Regions from separate parts of the Homo sapiens genome. Here region 1 is linked to region 2. A link is a contact called in ENCODE Hi-C or POLR2A ChIA-PET data. All regions are on one chromosome and are shown on one strand. The core of a region is the stretch at or near the end of the contact, and the rest is flanking DNA. Distances in the headings are between cores, read along the strand shown.

Region 1 (5,100 bases), core at 1,158-3,657, 45 kb before region 2:
GCTATGCTATGGATATTCCAAATATGATGAAGCAATATGTTAGATATTACATTAAAACATTACTATCAAATAGATTTTAGGGGTAAATTTTCAAAAATAATTGTTCAGATCTTTTGGTAATAGAGACCACAGAAAGAGCCAAAAAGCTTTTACAAATTATCCTAATGAAGGGAAAGAAGGGAAAAGGGAGGCAACTTTTGAAAAATGAAGTTATTGCTTTCTCAGTCCTTTCCAATTCAGTCACTGGGAGCTGACAATAAAAACAATATTGATTCCTCATTTTTAGTGAAACCTACCCAATAGAAATCCTTCAGGGCTTGCTATTTTTCTGAGAGAAACCCTGCCTTAGCACTATTGCCTTTTCCGGAAAGGATCTGGCAGAAAACAATATTCTGCCTGGAATTCGCAACATTTCTTCCTTTGTGAAAACAAACAAACAGTAAGTTCATTTCCTCCCAAATCTTCTCAGGATTCTTTCTCCTGGTTTACCTCCTAGAAATCAATTTCTTATGACTTTCTTCACTCACTTTCATAAAAGAGATCAGGCAGATACTCTAAAAGGTGAAAATTAAACATTTCAGGGACAATCTGATGTCATTTTGATTTTTTATGATTAAGTCTGATAGGATTTAATCGAATTCTCAATAATTATTTCTGGCAAGTGATTCTATAAGTGATTAAGTAATTCTCATTATTTTTACTTCTCTGTATTTTCTAATTTCCCTACAATAGATATTTAGTACTCATGAAAGAAAACACATAAAAGTTAAAAAGTATGGTGATCTTAAAGTTGCAGTCAAATATTTGTGGCCATTCTAATCAAATCGCCTTTATGGGGTCTGCTCTTGACTATACTACTTCATTTAATTCTTCCAATCACATCTACTCATCTTGACTGTTTTATCACTGAGGAACCAAAGCCCAGAGATTTTAATAAATGAATCGAATTATCACAGCTAGGAGAGGCAACACCATTATTGAACTGACAGCCTTATTTTTTAAAACACCCTGCAAGTAGGTAAAAAGCAGGAATGTAAACTCAGGTCTATCTGATCAAGTTTTATATTATTAATCACTGTTATTTCCTCAGATGTCTTCCTGAAGTAAAAAACTCAGAATCTGACCAATGTGATTTCTTTTTGTAGCCACGGTTCTACAGTTAAACTGAAGAAAAAAATTAGTTTTCTCTCTGTCAATTGAATGGCTAGTTGTTTTTTTGTTTTGTTTTTGTTTTTCTGACAGTCTTGCTCTATTGCCCGGGCTGGATTGCAGTGGAGTGATCTCGGCTCATTGCAACCTCTACCTTCCAGGTTCAAATGATTCTCCCGCCTCAGCCTTTCAAGTAGCTAGGACTACAGTTGTGTGCCACCATGCCCGGCTACTTTTTGTATTTTTAGTAGAGATGGGGTTTCACCATGTTGGCCAGGCTGGTCTTGAACTCCTGACCTCAAGTGATCTGCCCGCCTCGGCCTCCCAAAGTGTTGGGATTACAGGAGTGAGCCACTGCACCCAGGCTTTTTTTTTTTTTTTTTTTTTTTCCCAAAACAGATGAATTTTCTGAGAGAAGGCCCTCAGCTACATCTAGACTCTACTGAAATGGCCCATTCGGAACCCAGAACATCTATAAGAGTATCTTTGCTTGGAAACTTATAAGAAAGTTCTCAAAATACTAAAGACAAGACACTATGAGGGAAATGAAGGAAAGTTATCATACAGACAGAGGCATTAATTGAACCCCAAGATGAGGCCAGTTAATACAAAAACGAAAGAACTTAAATTCAATACACATTTTCCATTAGCACGTAACTAAAAAAAAAGACTTACAGTAACTTTTAGTATTGCCTGGTATTCTACATTTTTGTAGGCGGAACTTAAAACTCTTAATTTTCACTGAGTTACAATTTAATGACCATTAAGTACCTTCTAAGCCAGAAACATTTTGACTTCCTTTAAGTTTTAAAAACTTCTCCCCCAGACCTTTCCCTACTTTGCTTGTGTTTCCCCTCCTCAGACTTTAGTCTTGCTTTGCTTATTATTATTTTTTTAATCTTCTATTTAGTTTTTTGCAGTTCAGGGTAAGAGACAAGGTATTACTTCTCTCTTGTGGGGTTCCAGCACCAAGGCTGATCTTAATTGAATGGCTCAGAGAATGAATCTGAGGGAAGCAACTATGAACCAATCCAACTGCAAAGGAACAGATTATGAAATTAGTCATGTGCTTTTAAAGCAGTCCCATGTTTCAGTTTTGGAAAGCTGGACTTAAAAATGTAACTAAAATCAATGACTAGGAATGAATGGGGGAAGAATAATGTCTTACCTGTTCTATGTTCATCATATTAAGTTTCAAACATACCATCTCCAGCCACAATTTCAAGCAAAATTAGTTTGAGAATGAGACATTCAGGAGACAGGGGAATTGACAAAGAAGGGAGAACCAAACTCATTGGGTCAAACTATACGGAGATGGCCAGAGAGGACCTGTTGCCAATTTGATAAGTGATCTCATTCCACTCTGAAGCCCATCAGAGTTCTGAGCAGAGAGATGCTGGATCTCATTATTATTTATTCTTGACCTGCAGCCAAAAAAACCCTCTGAACTGAATATCCAGCTTTGCATCTAAGGCATTTCAGTGTCTCCAATGTGGTAAAGGAAAACACTTTTTCTTTCCTGTTGCTATGTATATTGGCAAATATCCTATCCAAAGAATTGTGCTCCAAGAACTCTGGAAACACCTGCCAGCAGAAAACTTGGGAGCTTTGTTTAAACAAGTATACCTGCCAACTTTCCAGTGCTGTTGATTTTGCAGGACTGAACAACGTGGACTATTTTAAAACTACTTATGGATAACAGGAACTGGGCCATGGAGATGAGGCACGGAATGTGCCTAGAATCATGTTTATCTTTTTATTTTTTAGTATTGTGTAGTCTGAGCCTTGTGCAAGAAAACTGCAGTGTTAATCTCCCTTCAGCACTGGGTCCACCATGTGGCTGTGAACAGGAAGAATGCTTGGGCGTGAATTCAAGGTATTTGGCAAAATAGGGTTTCCAAGAAACCCTGTGGAAATATAAAGCTCCAGGCTCTGTGACATGTACTGGCATTAACAAATGTCCCTTAGGTTCTCAAGGGCATTTAGATTCCTTTTGTAATTTCTTCATAGCATTGTAATCAATGAATCAGCTCAAACACTCTTGAGTCTTAGTGAGCAATTCCAAATCTGAGTCCTAATTGGACATGATTATAATAAACAGTTCTACTCTAATTTCCTTCCATCAAAATTAACTACTGTAGGTAATTGTCCAATAGGCAAGATGTTTTCTTGAGGTATTAAATAAAGGCATTTGGATATATAAATCTTAATGGTTGGCATAAAAGATGCCATGCTCAAGGCAATAAGGCTTAGTGGTATTTGTTTTTAACTCAACAGCTAGTATATGGTTGTTTGAAAGTAACTGAACTGAGGTCATTGGAGGAGGTGGAAGGACACCAACCTCCCATCTTACAGACCATAAGGTGGTCCCACTGAACTTCAGCTGTTTCCATGGCTGAGCAGCATGGTGATGTTTTGTGGATGGGAAAGATGCTGCTACTCCAAAGGTGTATCAATCTGAAGATGCTAGCCTACTTCATGTGGTTGGAAGGAAGGATGTTGAAAACCTCTTTATCAGCTGGGTGTGGTGGCCCATGCGTGTAATCCCAGCGCTTCGGAAGGCCCAGGCAGGTGGATCACCAGAGGTCAGGAGTTTGAGACCAGCCTGTCCAACATAGTGAAACCCTGCCTGTACTAAAAATGCAAAAAAAATTAGCCAGTTATGGTGGCACGTGACTGTAATCCCAGCTACTCAGGAGGCTGAGGCAGGAGAATCGCTTGAACCTGGGAGGCAGAGGTTGCAGTAGGCCAAGATCGCACCACTACACTCCATCCTGGGTGACAGAGTGAGACTCCGTCTCAAAAAAAGGAGAAGAAAACCTCTTTATCAATGTGTTCTTCTGGCCTGCTATGAAAGTCCTACCATTTTGAGTTTTTCCTTTGGATTAAGGCTCTGTAGGAGTCACTTTGCTTCTTAGTTCCTCAGTTGCCTCCTCCATACTGTTAGGGAATTAGTTTATGTATCATTTAGTGATCACTGCAATAACACTATGTAATAAACCACCTCTGAAACTCAGGAACTTAAAATAATAATTATTTGTCCTCATAGAGCTGTGTGTTGTTTGGGGAGGCTCAGTTTCAGGCCATGGTGGCTGGGGTGGCTTTGTTTTACATTGAGGGTCCACTGGTCAATTTTGGACAACCTGCCATTGGCTAAGGCAAGTCACATGACCAATCCCTAAGCCAAGGAGTGTGGAAATATGCCTCATTCATGAGTATTTAGTACCAAGCAGTGTGAAAATATACTTCATTTATGAAGTTACTATGGCAAGGGTGTGATATAGGGAGGAGTAAAAAATTGGGGTCACTAAATCAACCTAACACAGACTAGTTAAGTGGATTCTAAATATTGGGGTCCTTGTAGCTATAACAGAGATTTCTCAAATACACTATGTTACAGAATCCTAAAATTTTAAAAATGTAAAGACAGAACCATTTTGCAGGTCCACTAGGGAACTCCTAAAGCATTGTAAGTATCATGTGGGAAGCCTGTAAAAATCTGGGTCTTCTGTAGCAGAACTGAGACGGATGGTCTAGGAAACACCATTTTAAATAACATTTCAAGTTATTCTGATGAGAGCTTGGTGGAGCTTGAATTCTCCAGGATCCTAGGATTCTAAGCTGCACCTCTATTTTGACAGCACATGTGGTTATCAAGTACCAGCACCGTTTTACTGAGTCAGGTTACATATGCTAGCTGAAATAAATTACTCTTCCTATGCCAGTTGACACATTTTGGCAGGGACCTCTTATCCACAAGCCAATACAAATAAAGTGGGTAAAAGCAGGAAAAGGGAGCAATGGTATCTTGTCAAGTTTTGAATACTAATATCTCACTTTTATTTACAACAATAATAGTTGACAATAAAGTCAAGTTCTGATTCTAAGCATTATTTCCAGAAAGTTAGAGTTAATATGCAGTTACTGTAGGCCAGGAAAACCTTAAGCAAA
Region 2 (5,126 bases), core at 1,660-4,159:
AAACTGGAATCCAATCCATCCTACCCAACGCCATAGCTACTTCAATTATGTCAAAATAACAGAAAAGATACAGAAATAATAAAACATTACTATAATAACTAGCATAAAACAAAATACTTATGTATCCAAAAGAACACAAAAACAAGTAAAGTAAATCTTTCCAGACTGGAAGTCAGGAGATCTGTGTTTTACAAGATCTTTTCTTTCAGTTTGCTACATGTGTTAGGCAAATCACTTCATTTTTCTCATCTTTCTTTTCCTTCTTGGTGTTACAGCTTATTTTCTAAAAACCACTATTTTGGATATTCCTGTTTCAGTTGTTTTCATTCTCTCTTCTTGGAAGCACCTGAGAACAATTGCTTAAATTTTAACTTTTTACTCAATTTTACTCCCTAAGCACCTGGCTTGCCTCACGCCAGTCCTGGCCCTGCTCTCCACAAAAGCCCAGGAAACTCCTAACATTGCTTCCAATCATTAAAAACTTTCACAAGAGTCAGTCATTAACACCTTCCGCAAGAGGCCTTAGGCTCACCTCTCCAAGGAGACTGAAAATCAGAAGGAATACATTTCCAGTGGAATTATAAAGGTCCTAAATTATTACCTGGGTAAGTGGGATTGTCCACCCCTTCCAATTTTCCTGTTTCTTTTTCTCCTTTTCTTTTTCCTCTCTTTCTTTTCAATTTTGCTGCATGTGGGGCTCCTTTCATGCTTCTGCATTATATCAGGTATATACCCATCAAAATGCCCTTGAATGGACCGTAGTAAGAATAGGAGTAACATCTCTCCTCTCAGATGACATCAGGTATGACCTCTGTTATCCTCTATGATTGTTGCTCTCATGAGCATTCCTACCCTTGATCTGGACTTTGCATCTTTTCGGGTGATGTTCATGTAGTATTTGGTTTATATTATCTTCTCCTGAGAATAGAAGCGTGTAATGGCCATGTATTGGGGGAAGTTTGGGCGTTTGGCATGTTGGCGGCACAGCCCTGTTAAGCACTTCTTTTGTTCTCAGTTCCACCCAGGTCTGGAGGTAGAATAGCTGGCTGATTGCTCACAGCACCTTGGTATAAGAGCAGGGGAAACCCACAGCTGCTGAAGGTTGAAGCTCTTTGTGGCTTAAGCTGGGCTGGGTTGAGTTCAATGCTCCATTTAGGGATTGAAAGACATGTCTTCCAAACTTCTGAATTGTATTCCAGAGAGCCCCAACATAGGAAAGTGGGACAACTCTGAGTGAGAAAAACTGGGAACAAACCCAATAGCTTTTCTCTCCCTGCAGACCTCATGGGTTTCATTATTAGCTATGAGTGTTTTGGGTGTCAGGACTGAAAGTTCATTGTATATGCTGCCTCTTGAAGTAAACTGTCAGTAGTAGACCAAGAAGTTATTGAAGGGCTCTAGATTATTTTTAGGTGAATACAAACAAACTTGAGCTATCATTTAAAAAAAAAACTTCGGGAGGATTAAATTAGAAAAACAAACAAACAAATAAGCAAGCAAACAAGAAACAACAGCAGCAAAAACAAACCCTACACAAAGATAATTAAAAAAGAAACAAAATTAACACCCCTGAATGGTATTTGAGTAATGGTGAAAGACAGAATCAACACATTACCTTGTCCTTAAAATTCACTGAAATAGCAGAGAATGATAAATAATACACATGCAATGAGGAAAACAAAAATCTCTTGCATTTCCATGCTCTCCAGAGCTTAGCTGAAATAAGTCCCCGTTCCTGTTTGAGTTTGGCCTTGTAGGGCTTTGAAATCAGAAAACAATCCCTGCACACAGAATTGGATGCTCACTAGCTAGCATTTAAAAATAGGAAATGAAAATGAGTGACAAAATAGAATACTGGAGAAGAGAGGAAATAAACCACTTTCCCATCCTACTACTCTTTCATGATCTATTCTGTCCCACAGGCATAGTGGAAATTGCTTTGCTTGTGCTGGCAATGGGGTTTCACCATAAGTTATTAAAAAGTCAAATCAAGGTTTTTTAGATCCTTGTAATTACAAAGCTAAAAAGCAATTGGAAACATATATTCAGTACCTTCAGAGCATTTGCTGTGACTTCCCAGTGACATATAGTCAGGGGCATGCTATTGGGTGAGGATTTTTCTCTTCAATTCCTTCAGCCTTTTCTGAAAGAAAACAGAATTCTCGCACCATCTTTCAATTAAATGAATTCAGTTAATTAGCTTCACAAACAGAGCACATTTCCTATTCAGCAGAGGATTCATTAAGATTGTCTTTTTGTAGCCAGCTCTGGCCCTCACCTTACTGGCTAGATGGGCTAGGTATCACACATTAGGGTCTGCATTTGAGTCAAAGTTTGTCCTGAGTTAAGAGTTTGGGTAGGAAGACAAGGACCGAACTTGGGGTGTGTATAAGTTGGGGAATGAAAGAGTGTGTGTCATGAAAAAGTGTGAAAGAATCAGAATGATCTCATGATTTGAAAAAAGACAATAACGCAATGGTTCATTTGTAGTCTCTCTGGGGTATGTGTTCTGAGAAATTTTTCCTGCCTCATCATATTTGCTTCACTGAGATCCAGTAACAATGATTCATGATTTTATCACAGTGGAGCTGAACAACTGGCTACAAACATACATAGAAAATAGATCATCTAACCATGCCTCGTGTGTGCCACATGCAGCTGGGGAGGCAAACCTGGGAAGAATCTCAGCACATAGTCTCCAGTTCACCTAGAAGGACTATGTTTTAGAAAAAGAATAGGAATCGAAGCCACCTCCCTGGGGTTTTTGATGCAGTTGACTGTATGGCATAACAGACTCTAGGAATGTTTGAGCCTGTCCCATCTGTTTTCTTGATAATGAGGAAACAGGCTAAGGGAGGTCAAGCACTTGTGCAAGATCACACAGTTGGCCAAGAGCAGAGCCCTCTATAATCCCTGTTGCTTGGCCATTGCACATCAGTCTCTGGATGGCCTTGAAAAAACAGCTTCTCTTCCCTGTTCTGTCTAGTGGTTTCTTGTTCTCCATTTTTGTTGAGAGGTTTTTGGGGCTAGTGGTTATGGATATGGGCTCTGGAGACAGTCAACTTGGGTTCAGATCTTGCTTCTGTCACTTAATAGCTCTATAATTCTGTACAAGTTACTTTTCTGAGCCTCAGTTTCCTCTTCCATAAAATAAATTGTTGTAAACATATAGATGGCCGTACATGTAACATGACCCAGCTCTCTTGCTCCCCTTCCCCTTTCCCCCTTACCTTTACTTTCTTTAAATAACAGGCTTCATCCACCTTTGATAAATATGGGAATTGTGATTCAAGAGGCTTATGATCCATAAGGCAGAAGATCAGGCTGATACATTACAGTCTTGAGACAGATATTTGTTGTTTTACCTACCTAGAGTTTTCCCATTCTTCTCAGAATAGAACACCCCTTCCTTTACCCACTCCAATGATGTGGTCATAGATAGAGTAACTCACTATGTTCCCAGATGGCCCTGTCCCACTGATCACAATTAATTTGTCCATTATTAGGCACCTATACCAAATTGAGCAAATAGGTTATTCGCCTAGATTTTTACTAAAGGATCTGAGGGGAAAAAAATAAAGGTTCTCATTTTTAGTGGTGAAGCTGAGGCATAGGAGACTTAGGGATACTGACACCCACCACATGGAGAAAGCCTAACCTCACTGAGAGAAAATGAAGTTATCAGAATAAGATGTGGAAATGAGCCAGAGAACATCTTGGCATTATTCAAGTTCCTATACTCAGCTCTTCATGGGGCTCAACTCCACTCCTATATTTGATATATTTAACTTTTTCACTCTTTATTTGATTAGGTGAGATACCTTGTTATCCATCCGTTCGCCGAATGCTCCTTTTACCTAAGTACTTTCAGACAAGAGATATATATTGAGGGCAAGTGTCTTAGTTTTCCAAAATCTAAGAAAATGTCACCCTTCTTGTATGGTTGCCTTGAGGAATAAATATCATATGAAAAGCCCCTGGTTCTTAGTGAGTATGCATGTTTTAACTTTACATGAGTTTAAGTGCAGGATCTGCCACTCATTAGATAACATGCATATGAGATTTCTGGTGGCTCAGTTATTGACCTTTAAGACAGTGCTGATAATAACTCCATCACAGTGTAATTATTAGCACTAGTGGAATCATGAATGACATGTGAGAGAGCATTGTATTTTAAGGAGTGCTATTCAAAGATACAGTGAACTGTGGCCTTAGTATCACTATATTAAACCTTCCACATTTCTGAGTATTGTTTGAGGAAATCTTCCTGCCACACTCTTCCTTCACACTCTTCATATGAATGGCTAGTATGTAACATAATTGACTAATCAACATGCCACCAATTTGTATTTCTTCAGTAAATCTTCAGCAGACATCTGAAGGAGCTGAAACACTAAAGCAAAATAAGATGATTTTGAAATAATCAGTTCCCAAATGTGAACACATGTGATGCATGCTTGACAAACCCTTGGAGTAATTATCAAGTCATTAGCAATGATTTTGAAAGAAGGATTTCTAAACATTCTTGGTTATACATTTCATGTCTTTGTCTTTGTTTTATTTTTGGGGGTTGGGGGCCTGAGATTTGGGAATCCACTGGGGCTGAAAACATAGGCATCTCTTTTCTGGGACAATGAGGAGAGAAGAGTAAGGCAGCCAATTGACTCAGTCTTCATAACCAGTGATTTACAAAAGAACAGACCGTCTGTCATTTTTTAAAAATGGGATTTTCTGGCAATTTATTAGAGAAAACATAAACGGTCACCCAAAGGAAATGGATAAGAGAACTATGATTTCATTCTTGTACTGTTTCCATTAGAAGTTTATGACAATGGGTAATATTTATTGAAAATCAACTATGAACAAGAAGATTTATATGTATTATAACCTTGATGGACTATTTTCCTCACTCCACACATAGACAGACTGATATTCTGAAATGCAGTGTGTCTTATTTGAGACTAGGACTGTCTGGTTCCAAACCACCACTTTACCACTATTCTGGACAAACAGGTCTGATTAAGGGACAGTTGGAAGGTGAACAGGGGTTGCAAGTTATGATAAACGATTTGCCTGAACCACACATTCCATGGCAAGCAACTTTCCCAAACCATGCCACGATACCC

What was found. Hi-C counts contacts between places; a loop is a spot of excess contacts on that map. ChIA-PET counts read pairs that join two places held with the same protein, here RNA polymerase II (POLR2A). Pooled maps may share reads with other maps.
Region 1: a map of gastrocnemius medialis shows a loop between it and region 2 (4-fold over the local background). The contact joins the promoter of LINC01985 here to the enhancer-like site in region 2. A Hi-C loop is called at or near these places in 6 of 168 maps with a recorded cell type or tissue (CD8-positive, alpha-beta T cell, GM12878, OCI-LY7 and 3 more), 17 of 37 single-sample maps with no recorded cell type and 14 of 50 pooled maps. POLR2A ChIA-PET finds 5 or more read pairs at or near these places in 5 of 52 experiments (A549, CD4-positive, alpha-beta T cell, GM12878 and 2 more).

Annotation. Positions count from the first base shown.
Region 1 is chr3:30,516,175-30,521,274 of GRCh38, reverse strand. LINC01985 (long intergenic non-protein coding RNA 1985) reads right to left here and starts at 2,407. Exons shown (of 3, transcript NR_147054.1): 1 at 2,318-2,407.
Region 2 is chr3:30,471,299-30,476,424 of GRCh38, reverse strand. No RefSeq gene overlaps it. Among named protein-coding and RNA genes, the nearest start is that of LINC01985, 45 kb to the left of the region's middle. Within about 2 kb of position 2,909, at least 6 of the 41 ENCODE cell types and tissues checked have a DNase peak (open chromatin) inside an H3K27ac peak, as active enhancers do.